Regions from separate parts of the Homo sapiens genome. Here region 2 is linked to region 1. A link is an interaction called in ENCODE POLR2A ChIA-PET data of the cell type or tissue named here. Cell type or tissue: MCF 10A. All regions are shown on one strand. Links, peaks and the distances in the headings refer to the core of each region. The heading gives the core; the rest is flanking DNA. Region 1 holds the start of GRHL3 (grainyhead like transcription factor 3). Region 2 holds the start of LOC124903879 (a long non-coding RNA gene).

Region 1 (8,324 bases), core at 79-8,078:
AGCCTCCAGGGAGAAACCAATCTCTGAGAGTTCTCAAACCCAGTACCCCCTCTCCAGAGCCCTGACCCCACCCCAAGAGGGCTCCTTTGAATTCTGACTTTACCCTGAAAAACCTCCATAAATTGGCAGGGGTAGCTGAAACCTCACTTGCCGTTCCCAGAGAAGAGAGAGAGGAGTGGGCCAAGTTGAGGTTTCCAGGAAGACACAGCAAAGAGATAATTTGCCAAAAGGGGAAGGGTGGGGGAGGGGAGAATAGAAAGAGAGAGAGGGAAAAAAAGATGCCAAGATCTCTGGCTTAGATTTAATTTCAAACTAATCCTGGAAGAAGCTCTTTAAAAAGCTCTTACATTCTCCTGTTTGTGTTTGTGGATATTCTGGGGTTTACCAAGCTTGTTCTTTATAGTAGACAGCTCACAGCAATTACTCCACAATTACTTCATCTGACAGGCATTGAATTTCTCCCAAGTTCCCAATACAGAACGAAGCACTTGGAGCCTGTGAAATGACCAGCTGGCTGAGGCTTCAGAGGAGCCTTCAACTTTTCTATCCCTTCTGTGCTGACCAGAGGTATGTGGCTTGCCCACACCCCCTTCACACCCAATAAAAGCCTGTTCTCCTTTACTCCCCCACCCCCTGCCACCAACACACACCCCCCAGATTGTAAACTCCTTTAGAACAGTAACCCCTGTTTTTTCTGGCCTCAGTTTCTCCAGAACCCAGAGTAGGGTCTGGCACACAACGGGTGCTCAATGAATGTCTACTGAATTGAGGCCACTGACTTCAGCCCAAGGGGCAGCCAGACTTGGAGTGAGATGACTGCAGATTGGATCTGGGCTGGGACCTCGCTAGCTGTGCCCTTGGGCAAGGCACTTTGCCTCTCTGGCCTCCATTTCCTCCCTCATCTGTAAAATATGTGTTGAAGAGGAAGGGGGAAGCGATAATAAATCTACCACGGTAGGTTACTTTAAGAACCAAAAGAAGTCACTTGAGTAACTGCAAAAGATTATTCAAAAATATTACCTTAAAGGGGAAACTGAAAAAAAGGGAACTTATACAAAGATCTACCTGGGAAAAGTTGCTCTCTCCTTTGAGAATTCCCCAGTGGTACAGAAGGAGGGGGCAAAGAAATTTGGGGGTGGGGATGTTTCTGGGTATCTGGGACAATGACTAGAAACAGGAATCAAGTTTTCCTTTAAGCCAAGTTATCTGTTTGTCCCTGTACTTTTCCTCTAGTTATCTTGCTTCTTTCCAACATTTTCTTCTCCATCCCTCCTCCCTCATCTCCACCCCCCACCCCCTCACCAAGGAAGGAATTGGCCAGCTCCACCCAGCCAGTCCCCCATAGCTCCGCCCTCCTCGGCGGGCTAAGAGTTAACAGCTGCACCTGTTGAGGTATACCTCCAGTCGCCGGCACCTGTACCTGTAGCCAATCAGCGCCAGCGCTGCTGGGAACCTACCTGTCAGCAAAATCTCGACACCCAAACCTCAACATAAATCAAACACTTTCCCGGGCAGAGAATGTCTGTGTCAGGCAAGAATTAGAGACAAGCGGTCAGCAGAGCCTCAGTGCTGATCGTCGGAGCTTGGGAGCAGGAAGATGTCGAATGAACTTGAGTGAGTAAACATCGGTGGATACCTGCCGCTCTCAGAGCGTGGAGGCTGGATGGGGTTTCCTGGAGGGGGAAGAGCGGGGAGGCCGGCACCGGGATTCACAGAGCAATTTGTAAGGGTAAATGAATGGGCTGACGATCTTACTTTGGCGTGTCAAGGCAAGCCCCAGTCTCAAGCTAGAGGTGAGTGTTTCCCTGGGAAAATAGTTTTTCTCATTCTCTTTGCTGAGCAGTTTCGAGCCAGGCAGGGAAACACAAGACTGAAACTGTGAAGGTTTCTGGCACCACTTTTTGATCCTCTGAAGGGGCCTTGGAAATCAGACGACCCCAATCCCATCGAGGCTTTCTATCTTCTTGCCAAAAGGAACTTCTTTAAGGTAGTTCTAAGAGCTGTCTTAGGCAGAGAGTTGGGTTTCTCTAAAGGGACTTGTTTGCTGGGTTGGAACAGTCCCAAGTGGGAAGGTTACAGTGTGGTGGTTAAGCATGTGTACTCTTTGTAGTGGGCTTGACCTAAGTTCAAATCCAGGCTCTGTCCCTGGGTGATCTCAGACAAGACATTCAATTTTTCTGGGCTTCATTTTCCTCATCTGGAAAATGGGTACAAGAATGCTTTGTAGAATTCTGGAAAGAGTTAAGTGTGATAAATGCTGTAAAATGCTTAGCATAAAGCTATGGTCTGAAGATGCGTTCAGTAAAATGTGGTTCCTCTCATTCAGAGGCAGTTCTAAGGCTGGGGAAGATGAGAAGTGATTTTTGGTAGGTCACCTCTTTTGGCTGGGAGGATGCATGTGCCTTCCTGCCCACATCTGAGATTTAAGATCCTGACTGACTGATGCTGATCTTCACCATGATGTCCTTCTTGGGGTCCAGACCTTAGAGAAGGTAGGGTGAGGCTGGGATCTGGGCTGCTTTAGATTGGGTTCAGGGAGCTGGCAGGAGAAGCCAGAATCCTTTAAACACAGGCTCTCCTTTTCCTGCCACCCTCAGAGGTGAGTGGGCAGAGGCAAGGATTGTACCATCTTTTTTCTAACTGCTCCTCAACAGACTTTTAAGAACTTGAAGATCTGTGGGCAGACAGCAGTGCTAGGTCCTGACTGCAGACCGGATTCTATGTTCTAGCTAGCCCTTCAGCTCTTCATGTTCACAGCACAATCACTTGGGTTAACAGGCACATTTCTTTTGAATGAATTTCCCGGGGTTGACAATGTATTGACAATTGGACCGCAATGAGAATAAGAGCAGGAGCATTGGTACTGACACCTGGGTTCAAGTCCCAGCTCTAGCACTTATAGCTGTGTGATGTTGAGCAAGTCCCTTAATCCTCATCTGTAAATAGTGGCCAACAGTAGTATCCACCTCATGGGGTTGTTAGAGGATTTGACAATTTTAGAATAGTGATTGCTTTTAAGGCTGGTGGAGAACACACCAGTAACACCATTGTCATTTCATGTAGAACTAACCAATCAATGAGCATTCCCAAACCTCTTGCTATTTTTCCATACTTTGAACGCGCAAAAAAATCTTGACATGTGTCTCCATCCCACTTAAATTTGCTGGCTAAAACTGCGGAGGCTACAGACAGAATCTATTCATTACTGCACGTTAGGGGGTATGTGTTCTGAAGCTGGGTTACTTGAACAGAAAGGTTTCTTGCTTTTCTCCTCCCTAATGGTTTGGATTTGAAGTCAGATCCGCTGACAGTTGAGGCTTCTCAGTTTGGGGTGGGGTGAGGGAAGCCAGTTGCCTGCTGAGTAATTGCAGGCGGACTCCAAGCCACCATTTGAGATTACAGTGGCAGAGCCTGGGGGCTCAGCTGCCCCTACTGGTAAGGGGAGGGCACCCGGCGCTTGGCTTGCAAGTTCTGAGCTGCTGTTGCTTCTGCGGCCTCGACATTCTCCTAAAAAGTGCCAAGTTAAGAGGACTGGCCATAGCTTACAGCTTGGGCCCTCATGGAATGGCCAACTCTGGCCAGGCCTTGATATAGTGGCAAAAGTGGGACTTGCCTGTCACTCTAAATTCTGCCACTTACCAACAGCAGGATCCTGGTGAATTTGTTTGTCCTCCCTGACCCTCAGTCTGCTCATCTGTCTGTAACACCTACCTGGCAGGAACAACTGTGAGCTCCCAAATGTGGACCAGAGCTCCATCCGCGCCCGCCCGGTGGCCAGGCCCCGGGTGTAAGGCGGCACTTCGAAGGCTGGTCTCTGAGAAGCATGGAGGCCCCGGCGGTGTAGTTAGAAACCAGCTGGAGGTGGCTGGCGGGTGCTGAGCGCCGGGCCTTTCATGTGGTCGCAGCGCTCTGGGTGCCTGGAGCCCGCAGCCCTGGGCAGCCCCGGGCTACCGCAGGGCGCAAGGGATCCTGGGCTGCGGCCGAGGGCGCCGGAAGTCGCCGCCGACCGCCTGGGTCTCGCAGGAAAACAGCCGGCGCCCGCGAGCTGCCCAGCGTCGGGTTTTCCTGAAGGTGCGTCGGGGCCCCCGGGGAGCTGGAGCCGCAGGCGACCTCCCCGGTGACCTGTTGTTCCCCTCTGGAGGGCCGGCCGGCGCTCCAGGCAGGCCCCGTTGACAGCCCAGGAAGGGAGAGTTTCGCCGCAAAGGGGCTTGGCACACAGTAGGTCTAAGGCACCGAGGCAGGAGCGTCCCCCGCGGCCTCGCTCCCTGCTCTCTGGGCCCCACCGCTGCCGCCTGGAGTCTCCCCTCAGCCTCGCAGAGACGCGACTCGGTTGGGGGAAGGGGACTAGAACCGTCGCAGTCCTGACCGCGGCCGCCGCCGCCGTTCTATCTGATCTCCAGGAGCGCCGGCTCCAGACTGCCTGGAGCGCTGAAAGAGTTAATCAGGAACGCCTCCCCGCTGTGGTTTTGTGGTCGAAACCATGATTGCCAGGAGCAAATTTTTGTCGTGCACGAGGTGTGTTATTAAAAGTCGGAGCTACGCTGCTGCTGAATGAAAAGTTAAAAGCCCTCTTTGAGTTCGGGCTGTAAAACTGGCGGACTGGGCCGAGAGGCTTGAGCCAACCCTAACGGCGGCGGCCCGGGCGGCGCGGGGGTCCTGCGGCTCCGCCAGCTGCTGGGAGCGGGCAGGCTGCGCAGTCCCAGCAGTGAGTGGCCGCAGCCAGGCGGTCGGCAGAGCTCCCACTGACCCACCGGAGGAGTGAAGAGGGAAAACGGGGCTGAAACCCAGATGGGATCATCCAGCTTTCTCTTACGTTAGAACAAAAATGACAGCCAACATTTATGGAGCGCTGACTCCGCATCTGACATTGTGTCGAGTGCTTGATAAATACACGCTCTTCTTTAAACCCTCCCAACAAACTAATGCGGGATGGGAGTGTAAATGCAGTTTTGCCGAAGAGGGGACCCAGACCTGGTTCAGGCTTGCCCAAGGTCTCACGGAAGCACTGGGATCTTAACCGGGTCTTAGCCGAGCAGCCATAGGCCACCCCGCTTCCTCTGTGCTTAGCCTCTGAAAAGAAGACAGAGGAGATGTGCCAAACTGTTAAGAGTGGTTATTTCTGAGCAGAAGAATGTGGATGAATTCCATTCTTCCTATTTTTCTGTAGGTTCTACATGTTATATATTTGTTGTATTTTACAAACCTATGTTACCTTTGGAGTCGTTAAGGGGAAGAGAGGGAGTCATTATTTTGAAAGAGAACACCTAGAACAGTGTTCTCAAACTGTGGTCCGTGGACCATCATCATCATCATCATCACCTGGGAACTAGTTAAAAATGCAAATTCTCAGCCCCACCCTAGACCTACTGAATCAGAAACTGGGGGTATGGCTCAGCGTTATGTGTTTTCACAGGCCCTCCAGGTGATTCTGATGCGTGTCCAAGTTGTAAAACTGTTGGCCTAGAAGACCAGGCAGAGGACTGGGAAGCAGGAGGTTCCCAAATCCACTACTGACCTGCAGTGTAGTTGCTGAGTCAGCAGGCTGAGAGCTTAGTTCCAAGATCACACCTGTGTTTTAAGCCCAGCTCTGCCACCTATAGATTGGGTGACTTGGATGAGCTCCTTAACCTAAGTGTCAGTTTTTGCCCATGTAAAATGATGATAAAAATACCCACCTCACAAGGCATGTATGAGAATAAAAAGGCACAAGGCCTGACTCTATGAAATAATTGAGTTCCTTTCCCTCTCTTGCCTTCCCTCCCCTCTCTGGAACTCAGCTTTCCTATCTAAAATGCCGCAAATAATCCTGGCTGGCTGCCTCCCCCTCTCTATTCCTTTTGCCTCCTAAAAAGGTTAGAACAACTGACCTAGTGAAAGTCTTGAAGGGAAATTATCTCTCCGTTATTTGATGGTATTTCTCTAGGCTTTTCCAGGAGGTCAGCAAGAATTGGGAACTTTCAAGGGCAGGGACCGAAAGGGGACAGAACAGTGTAGCCACATGAATGGCAGTGGCCTTCACCTTTTTTGTCCTCAGCACCCAGTACGTGGCCATTTACAGAGTAATCCTCAGTGAATGTTTGTTGAGTGAATCAGTGAGTGAATAAATGAAGGGATGTGGCACCCCCGGGTTTACAGGTGGATTTCAACTTCTTTCACACCTCAGTTGAACAATAGATGGGGGGAGAAAAGGAAAATTAGACAAGACACCAAGAGGAGAATATAGCATGAAAGAAAAATTCCCATACAGGGAAGAATTTTTAAAATAGCAGAAACTCACTTTCTTCTCTAATTAGGAAAGGGCACCTAGATAATTTACATGCAACTAAAAGTGTCTGCTGCAGCCTGACCACCGTCAACTTGCCCACCTGGGTCCTGACGATGAAGCTGGTAGTGCGTGTTCCTCTTAAGTGGAAATCTCCAAGCATCAGGATGATTCTGCCAGCTAGGAAGAGATATCCCGATTCATAGGCTGGAAAAGGCTGTGAATTGTGCAGTTTGCTGGGGACTACCCCACAAAGTATTAGTAATAATAATAAAAGTAGTTCACATTGTTATGTGCTGGCACTATGCTGATCGCTTTACCTGCATTACCTCATTGCATCTTCCAACAGTAATACTTCACAAAGTTGTAAAAAACAAAGACAATGACTAGAAGTTGTTAGCCAGCACCCGGTACTTGGTAATCCCTCAATGAACGGTAGCTCTCATAGCAATTCTGTGAGGTTAGCATTCTCATTGCCTCACATTTTGCAGGTAAGAAAACAGGCACAGAGATGTCAGGTTGCTTGCTTAAAGTCACCCAGTAAGTAGCAGAGCTGGACCTGGAACCCAGGTCTGCAAAGCTCTGGGCCCACTCCCATAACGATGAGTTCATACTGCCTCATGCAAACTGGAGTCATTACAGAGCCATGCCCTACACTCTGCCATTTCCCCATTGAGGCCCCCAAATGAGCCCCCAGCCCATGTGACGAGGCACATTTCACAATCTGTACACCCAGAAAACCAGATGGGCCACTGGCAGGCACGAGAACCCTGGGGCGCCCCTGTCGTGCCCAGGGAACATCGTGTGTGGGGCTGACTGGAAAATGATTCCTCTGTGAGCAGTTGTGTCAGGGCCTCCCTGTGGGTGATTAGAGAGTGATTGATCACTGTTAATGAGGTTGGGTGGCTCATGGCAGGATTTAGCAAGTCATTGGGAGTATCTGGGTGTCAACACCCAGCTCAGGCGGCCCCTGGAACTCTTCCTTCTCTGGCTGAAGGGAAGTGGGGTCTAGCCTGCTGGATCTGTCCTGTGCCACACACCTTCTTTGGTGGAGCTTGAGACCACCTCCTTTGGTGTTGGGTTTTCTTCCCACCTTCTGGAAAGTTGAGTGAGTACTTTCTTTTCTGTAGCTTAACTACTGAGTCCCATCCTGCCGTATGCTGCATGTCCTTAGGCAGGTGCCTCTCTGGAACTAGACCTCTGAGGTCTGTCTGCATCCTAAATTGCTAGGATTCTAACAGAAGGAAATGATACCAAAAGTTCTCAACTGATGGCTGAGACAGCATTTCCTTGGTCTTATTGGGGGTTTTAAGTAGCTCAGCCAGAAAGCAGTGGGCATTTTGACTCAGAAGAGACTTGTTGGGATGAAACCCCACTTTACCACTCTAGACTTTCACCATCCTGGTGCCCAGAATGAGGCATGTTGGAGCCATGAAGGCTGAGGCTGACTGGGCATGGAGCAGCTGGCACCACACCCCTGTTGTGCCGAGTGCCAGTGAACTGGGGAAAGGTCCCATCCCCTCCTCCCAGAGCACTGGCCCCGGCAATTTGCACTTCCTCACAGACTGGACGGGAGGCCTCAAGAAGTGAGGCCTATCAGGTAGACCCCTGAGCTCCTCTCTCTTGATCTTGTTGCCTGCTCTCTCCTAAATGGAGGAGAAGCCAGACGGGGAGACTCTGAGGAGGCGGCTCTGTGAAGGTTCTGGATGCTGGGAGCCAGAGACCTCAGTTCTAGGCCTGATGCCTTGAGGTACAAGCTCAGTGGCCTTAGGCAAGCCAGTGGCCCTCTCCATGGCTCAGTTTTTCCTCAAATGAGGACAGTCATAACTTCCCTCCCTACCTGACAGGGGCGTTGTAAGATCAGAGGTGATGACAGATGTATGAGAAGCACATTGAAAAATATAACACTATGCAAATGTGAGGGATTATCAAATCTTGGATTTCCTCCTTAGTGGGCTGGCTTTCCTTAAAACAAGGTGGCATATGCAAAGTACCTGGCTCACACCTGGCACACAGTAGGCGGACAAGCTCTGGGAGCTGTGCCAGGCTGATGCCTTTGATC
Region 2 (8,324 bases), core at 97-8,096, 170 kb before region 1:
CGTTGACCTTCAGAGCAGCAGTTTCGCCTTGCTGATTCTCAGACCTCCAGGAAAAGCACTTGTTTTCTGACAAATTTCTCCAGTGCACCCATGCACTGTCTTGCCTCTGAGAATCCCTTTCCACCTCCACTTTCCTGTCTCACTCCGATTCATTCTTCAGGCCTCTGCTTAAATTCACTTCCACCAGGAAGCTTCCCCTGTGTGAGCTGCTCCCTTGGTTGGGTTGGGAACACCAGCTCTGTGTTCCCATCTCCTAGTATGCATTGCATGGTGCTTTCCCATTCCCCATGGCACTGACTACAGGGACAAGGCCTGGAGCTCGCTCTCCTGGGTATCTCAGTGTCTAGTAGGAGCTGGCACAGAGCAGGTACTTCGTAAGATTTGCTGAATGAATGAGTGTGCCGGAGAAAGCTGGCCAGGGCTTTAAGACTGTAGGGAACATCCCCAAGCTATAGAAAAAGCACATTTTACAATGAACTACTCGGGAATGTGATCTGCTCCTGTCCCTTCTCTCAACACCCAGGAATAACAGAAGCACAACATCAAAAGGCAGTGGGCTGTTTCCCGGAAGTCTTCAGGGAGTGTGGAGTGCTGTCTCCGTGGTTGATGACTCTGCAGGGGCAGGTCCTAGAGGGGTTCCTGCTCATTCCTGGAGAGCAGGAGCAAGGAACGAAGCCTGAGAGCCCATCTGACTCCAAGGCCTGGGCTGTGTCAATCAGGGACATTGAGTACATGGCCCAGGTCCGGAGTCTGGGTCTGGTCACAACCTTGCACCTGACTTCAGGTGACTATGAATAGTTCTTGTCCCCTCTTGAGGTCTCAGTTTCTCTGTCTGTAAAGGAGTCTTGGTCTAGAAGTCTCCTAAGGGCCTCTGCAGCTTGCATGGCCTCTGCTTCCATGTCACTTTGGGGTTGGAAACCTCCCCTGACATCCCAGAATTCCCTTCATGACCAATGTCATTCACACAAACATAAAGTCATTGTAGAATTTCCTGACTCTACTTATAATTTCAGCTCTCTCTTGGGAGTTTGAAGTTCCAGAAGCTTATTACATGCCTATAAGGCATGTATAAGGCCATGCTTCTTCATAAAAACATTAAGAAGATCATGCATTTCCAGCCAGGATGGGGGAGCACTTTCATAGGCCCCCACAGGAGCCAAGGGAAGTGAATGGAACATGGGCTTTGAGTAGACAGACCCGGTCTGAATTCTAGCTCTGCCACTTCCCTGCTGTGTGAGGGTCCCTTAGCCTCTCGTCCTCAGCTTCCTCATCTAGAAATGGAAATAAGTCTCTACTCCTCAGTGTTGCTGGGTTGCTGTCTCTGGACCGTTTCTGAGAAGGAGGTCTCACGCAGCAAGCATCCTCTGTTACAAAATGAGGAACCCAAGGACCAATGAGTTCCCTTAAAAACCTTTGCAGGCCGGGCGCAGTGGCTCACGCCTGTAATCCCAGCACTTTGGGAGGCAGAGGCGGGCGAATCACGAGGTCAAGAGATGAAGACCATCCTGGCCAACATGGTGAAACCGCTTCTCTACTAAAAATACACTGGGCGTGGTGGTGCACACCTGTAGTCCCAGCTACTCAGGCAGGAGGATAGCTTGAACCCGGGAGACAGAGGTTGCAGTGAGCCAAGATTGCATGCCACTGCACTTCAGCCTGGGGACAGAGGGAGACTGTGCCTTAAAAAAAAAAAAAAAGAAAGAAAGAAAAGAAAAAAGAAAAAAAAACCTAGACTGCTGGTGTGCAGGTGTGGGGATGGAGGGAGGTGGGCATGAGGGCAATGATAACATTCCCTTAGAAGTTTGAGTCTGGGTGTGGTGGCTCACGCCTGTAATCCCAGCACTTTGGGAGGCCAAGGTGGGCGGATCACCTGAGGTCAGGAGTTCAAGACCAGTCTGGCCAACATGGCAAAAACTCATCTGTACTAAAAATACAAAAATTAGCCGGGCGTGGTGGCAGTCACCTGTAATCCCAGCTACTTGGGCAGCTGAGGCAGGACAATCATTTGAACAGGGAGGCGGAGGTTGCAGAGAGCCAAGATTGTACCACTGTACTCCAGCCTGGATGACAGAGCAATACTCCGTCTCGGGAAAAAAAAAAGAAGTTTGAGTTGGCCATCATTTCTGAGGCCCGATTCCAGGGCTGGAGAAAGTAACGGCATTGCATCCTGCAGGTTAGGCGTCCAGGCTGGGTTAGAGTTACTTAGAAGCAGGGGCTTTCATGAAAGGGCCTGGAGCTCAGAGATGGGAGTGTGGGGGCTCCAGGCTCCTACTGGACTCTGGCTTCCCAGATGGTCCACTAAGCACCTGGAGAAACAGACTCAGAGTGGGGTGGGATATGTCCCACCCTGGAGGCACCGCCCTCCTAGAGAGGGGCCTCTCGCCATATGCTGATGGTTTTGTCCACCAGGACAGGGCACTCCTCGTGACCTTATCCTCTTCATCCACTTAAATAAGCAGTTGGGGGAAATAAAAAGACTCAGCTTATATAAAGCCATCACACCTCCATGTCATGTATCGTCACACGCCAAGGGTGGGGCTCCCAGGGCTGGAACCGGTCCTGGTGTCAACCAGTATCTCTTGAGGAACTGACTCATGGAGCTGACTCACGCATTTAGATATAACTTCTAGTCTGTTTTCTAGAAAAAACACCCCCAACCCTCATTACTTCAGCCCCACTTTATGCACACAGGAATGAGCTCAGGGAAGATGCGCAGGCAGCCATTGATCAAAACCTAAATCACATGGGAAACAATCAATTACAGAATAATAAGTCCCAGACCAAGTGTTAAGGTCCTGTTCTGTCTCCCGCGTACTCCCTCCAACATCACTATGCTCGCTGAGCAGCACCAGTGCCCCCTCAGAGCAGATGCTGGGCGAGGGAGGACGGGCACCGACGGGCAACGGGAATTTGGGATCAGGATGGTATCATCGCATGCGAGAGCTCCTGCAACCTTATATGTAAGTCAGTCACAGCCGTCCACTTACTGACTCCAATTCATACGCCAATTCACTCACTTATTCTTTCATTCACTTACTCAATCCCAAGCTTCCACTCTGTGCCAGGTGCTGGTGCCAAGAGGAAAAGCAACCCCTTTCCTAAAGGAAGTTTTCAGGGCGTCCATTACCCCAGCCCTCCCCTCTCCAGGTTCCCTGAGCTCGGTTCGGGTAAGACCGCGCCCAGCCGCCCTGACATACCACCACCGTCCAGGAGGTGGCAGCAGACAGGTTCGGAGAAGCTCAAGGGCGGCGACCCAGCAGTAGGAGGAGGAGGAGGGCGGGCGGGTCACCTGGAGAGGACGTCCTTCCCTGTTTCCTGGAAAGGACCAGATACCCGAAGCTGGCCACAAGCGGGCATGGTGGCGGGTGTCTGTAATCCCATCTACTCGGGAGGCTGAGGCAGGAGAAGCGTTTGAACCCGGGAGGTGGATTCACTGTCTCCTTGTCTTTGTGAATTAGCAAGGACATTTGGTTACAAGTAATAGAAGGCCCTGGCTTAAATGCTGGGGTGGGGGAGGAAACATAATTTCTCACTCCTTCATAGTAGAGACAGATCGCCCTGTAACAAAAGACAGATTACCAAGAGAAAAGCAAGCAAGTCTGTAATACGTGCAGCACACATCACGAGGGAGAAACCTCAAAAGAAAGGTGATGGTGCAGTGGCTTATGACTCTGGCTTAGAGAGCATCTTCAACAAAGAACAATAAATTTTATCCTGACAAAACGCTGTCAGGAATAACGCTCAAAATCCTAAGGAAATTGAACACTCGAACAAAGGATTCTTAGCAAAGTAATTTTACTTCTGCGCAGACGGGTGCCTCCTTGGCCAGTCGCCATGAGAGCACACCTGAACAAAGGGCAAGAGAGCCTTTAATTCTGACGCAAATCCTGCCCCTGTACTCTTTCCCCATTGGCCGGGGTCCGGTCGTACAATCTAAACGAATCCCGGTTGGCTAAACATTTGAATTTTTTTACATAAGGTGGGCACGTAAAAGAAATTGGAGAGGGCGGGGAAGGGGTGTCTGTCATGAGCTAGAAAGTTAGTCTTCTTTCCAAATAAGGAAAGGAATGTGAGCTGGTACTGATAACCCCTGGTACTGTGGTGTGCCTGGGCATCTAACAAAGGCAAAAAGGAGAAAAAGGGGTACTATGAATTAAAGAATAAAAGATGGATCAGATTATTTGAAGAGAAACCTCATCATATCCCACAACGGGAACAGGAAAAAAAAAACACACAATACATTTTAGAGAAGTGGCAAGACAAAGGAAAGCAGGTTTAGGCTCCCAAAGGAGGGACCTCTGAGAAGGTAAGTGCATGGGAGTAAACTGATGGCATAAGGTTTGTAAAAGTTGTCTCCAGTAAAGAATTTATAACCTGCCTTTCGGCGGAAAGAGGGGAGCTCTTCCTCTGTTTGCTGCTTTTTAACTACCTTAGCTAAAAAATATTCAAAATTATCGTGTCAAAGAGGCATATTTGGGGGTAACACATTCTGGTTTCTTTCATGGACTTGTATGTAGGTTGCAAGGGGCCGGGCATGATGCCTCATGTCTGTAATCCCAGCACTTTGGGAGGGGAGTGACCAGGTTGGCCAACATGGCGAAAACCTGTCTCTACTAAAAATACAAAAACTAGCTGGGCACAGTGGCTCACTCCTGTAATCCTAGCACTTTCAAAGGCCGAGGCAGGTGGATCACTTGAGGCCGGGAGTTCGAGACCAGCCTGGGCAACATGACGAAACCCTGTCTCTACTGAAAAAAAAAACAACAAAAAACCAACATGGCAAAACTCCGTCTCTACTAAAAATACAAAAATTAGCTGGGCATGGTGGCGAGCATCTGTAATTCCAGCTACTCAGGAGGCTGCGGCAGGAGAATTGCTTGAACCCGGGAGGAGGAGGTTGCAGTGAGCAAAGATCACGCCATTGCACTACAGCCTGGAGACACAGCGAGACTCCATCTCAAAAAAAACAAAACAAAACAAAACAACAACAAAAAACAAACAAAACAAAACAAAAAACCAAACCAAAATTAGCAGAATGTGATGGTGCACAGCTGTAATCCCAGCTTCTTGGGTGGCTGAGGCACAAGAATCACTTGAACCTGGGGGGTGGAGGTTGCAGTGAGCTGAGATGCTGAGATCACGCCACTGCACTCTAGCCTGGGTGACAGAGAGAGACTCTGTCTATCTAGAAAAAAATATTTTTAAAAGTGGGATGAAGTCGAGGCTGGGGTGCAGCTGCACCTGGGGGAAGGGACCAGAAGCAGGGGTTGCCGTTTCTTGTCTCGGCAGCCCACGTGGCAGTGGCTGCTTTCTTGTCTTGTCTGCAGACTGTTCCTCAGACTGGGAAATGTGGCCATGGCAGATTGGAAGGTACCTGCTCCAGGCCCAGCCAGCCAGGGAGACTACTGAATTCCAGGGAGAGGGACTTGTCAGATCAGCTAGGCTTGGGTCTAGCGCCTGCCCTGGCACCAATAAGAGGTGACAACTGCGGGCACAGTGCTAAGACAGTCACCAGGTGGCCTTGAGAGAGTTGTTGGAAACTGGGAGACCCTTGCTAATGGAGAGCTGCTGGAATGAGTTTGGCAATGCAAAGCTAGGCGCACAGGTGCTGTTCCATATCCTTCCATGGACCATAGTTGCAGCTGGGTGAGCTGTCAGCTCCAGCCTCACTACAACAAGGGATATTGGCTGGGGACCCTGCCCTCAGCCCCATGGCACTCCCCTTTCTTGTGCACTCAGCTTGGTGGATTCCAACTGCAAGTACCTGCAACTCTGCCTCAGGGAACGGCCTCCACACTGGACTGATGGGAGGGAGTAGCTAGACTCCCTGGCTCCTGCCCCTGGCAGTGGGACCAAATCTGAATTGCATCCTACATTGACTTCCAGAGCTCTCCAGGGGCACTGAGGTCCAGCTGCCCACAGCAGGGACCTGTTGATGACACACTTTGCCTGGCTGCCCTCCTCCCCTACCCTCCTCCCCATCTTGCCTCCACACTCCCCTCCTCCCCTACCCTCCGCCCCATCTTGCCTCCACACTCCCCTCCTGGCGTTACCTGGATCACTGCACTGCTTTCTACCTTTCTACCTTTTCTCTGGGTTTGCTTCTGGGGACCCGACTCAAGACCCTTGTAGTCTTTTTTTTTTTTTTTTCTGAGACTGAGTCTGGCTCTGTTGCCCAGGGTGGAGTGCAGTGGTGTGATCTTGGCTCACTGCAAGCTCCACCTCCCGGGTTCATGCCATTCTCCTGCTTCAGCCTCCCAAGTAGCTGGGACTACAGTCGCCCGCCACCACCCTCGGCTAATTTTTTGTATTTTTAGTAGAGACAGGGTTTCACCATGTTAGCCAGGACGGTCTCGATCTCCTGACCTCGTGATCTGCCCGCCTCGGCCTCCCAAAGTGCTGGGATTACAGGTATCAGCCACCCTGCCTGGCTGACCCTTGTAGCCTTAACAGCTAGGTTTCCCAGAGGAGAGGTGAGGAGCCTTTGAAAAATAAGAGCATAGGCCAGAAACGGTCACTCACACCTATAATCCCAACCAACACTTTGGGAGGCCGAGGCGGGAAGGATTGCTTGAGCCCAGGAGTTTGAGACCAGCCTGGGCAACATAGGAGATTCCATCTCTACAAAAACAAAAAAATTAACCAGGCCTGGTGGGGCATGCGTGCATGACAGAGTGAGATCCTGTCTCAAAAAAAAAAAGATAAGAGCATACGCTTTTCCATTCAATTGTACCTTTTTTCTTTAAAAATAGAGCTCTTTATTTAAACAGTTTAGGGTAATACCAACAAGCAGTAGGATATCGTTTAAATATGACATAAACATAGAAAAAATAGAAATAAATACAAATACATAAGAACAACATATACCGTTAGTAGTCTAAAGGGATACATGTTGCTTTCACCTAAGGCACTAACACTTTTCACGGGATATGCTTCCAGCGCAGGCCCAGCCCACACCGCGCAGTTCCCACCTGCTGTGCACGTGAAAGGGCTTTGTAAACAGTTAAGTGCTGACCACACAAGGCAAATTATTATACTGATTATCATGCCCTTTCCAAATGCTTCTCCTGGCTTTTTGTGAATGACTTAATGACGATAAAGGAGATGGAGTTTAGAGTTACTGGAAAACTTAAGCTATGTCAGAAATTAAACTCTGGAAAAAATTCTTTAAAAAAATAGTAAGGTTTGGCTGGGCGCGGTGGCTCACGCCTGTAATCCCAGCACTTTGGGAGGCCGAGGCGGGCGGATCACCTGAGGTCAGGAGTTCGAGACCAGCCTGGCCAACATGGTGAAACCCCGTCTCTACTAAAAATACAAAAAAATTAGCCAGGTGTGGTGGCGGGTGCCTGTAATCCCAGCTACTTGGGAGGCTGAGGCAGGAGAATCACTTGAACCCGGGAGGTGGAGGTTGCAGTGAGCCGAGATTGTACCACTGCACTCCAGCCTAGGCAAAAAGAACAAAACTCCGACTCAAAAAAACAAAACAAAACAAAAATGGTAAGGTTTAAGAATAGAAACGGAGTGGTTATTTCATACAAGTCTAAGATGATGCTGATGATAGCTTTTACTTTTTTGAAGTTACCTCCACGAAGCAGCTCGGCTGGTGCCAGAGAGAACATCGGTACAGGTCTGGGAATTTCCCTGGGAGCTGGCCCCAAGCCACAGCCCTCCCCAGCTCCGTAGTTTGTTTGTTCTTCCTCTCCTGGGCTCAATCATCTGGACAAGCCTCACTGCAGGGAAAACCCCTGGGGAGACACAGGTGTGTGTCGTATGTGTGTATGCATGTGTGTGTGTGTGCCCCAGCAGCGGTGAAGGCCTCCTGACCCTTAGAAATCCTGGCTGTGACCTTCATATTTTACTGACATGGACAAGGGGTCAGAGGTTGGCCCGGCTGTGCAGAGATCGAAGCTCTTACCCTTGGGGATGTGCACAAGTCATCAGAGCAGCACTGCTGGGCGACCTTGGACAAGTGCCTTTGCCACCCTTGACCTCAGCTCCTTTGCAACAAAAGGAGTGGTTTGCTAACTTTTTCTTGAGTAGTGGATCCCTCTAAACAAAACCTCACGTGGAAAGCCACAGTGTGTGAATCAGGGCACAGTGAGGCTGCTCTGGTGAAAGTGGGAGGCTCCTATAGCCCCATGGCGCCCCCTGCAACTGCAGCCCAAGGCCTCTGGGGGACATGGTTTGAGAATCCCTGGATGAGATGCCCTAAGAAGCTTTTCCAGTTCTGCCATTTAATGCTGTACCCTTGTGGTGGCTTTAAAGCAACACAGCTCTGTGGGTTCAATGGCTTTGAAGATCCCTTCTTCACAAATCCAGAAATG

Evidence for each region. Peaks named below come from ENCODE experiments on the same cell type or tissue, not always from the same donor. Only the 100,000 strongest peaks of a DNase experiment are listed, where the experiment ranks them.
Region 2: POLR2A ChIA-PET joins it to region 1 with 14 read pairs; 2 of 35 experiments call an interaction of 5 or more read pairs at or near these places.

Annotation. Positions count from the first base shown.
Region 1 is chr1:24,317,955-24,326,278 of GRCh38, forward strand. It overlaps GRHL3 (grainyhead like transcription factor 3), which reads left to right and starts at 1,403. Exons shown (of 16, transcript NM_198173.3): 1 at 1,403-1,614. The coding sequence starts at 1,598. GRHL3-AS1 (GRHL3 antisense RNA 1) reads right to left here and starts at 4,037. Exons shown (of 2, transcript NR_183722.1): 1 at 3,712-4,037. RefSeq lists a silencer at 3,936-4,075 and enhancers at 4,143-4,660, 4,661-5,176. In MCF 10A, for the core only: no CTCF peak of the experiment used is centred there; DNase peaks (open chromatin) are centred at 1,407, 1,757, 4,437, 5,467 and 3 weaker places.
Region 2 is chr1:24,147,434-24,155,757 of GRCh38, forward strand. IFNLR1 (interferon lambda receptor 1) reads right to left here. Exons shown (of 7, transcript NM_170743.4): 7 at 6,735-8,324. It overlaps LOC124903879 (a long non-coding RNA gene), which reads left to right and starts at 4,001. Exons shown (of 3, transcript XR_007065544.1): 1 at 4,001-4,306; 2 at 7,579-7,759. RefSeq lists enhancers at 5,464-6,061, 6,062-6,659, 6,660-7,257. In MCF 10A, for the core only: a CTCF peak has its summit at 3,178 (motif pointing right); DNase peaks (open chromatin) are centred at 2,568, 3,228 and 3,918.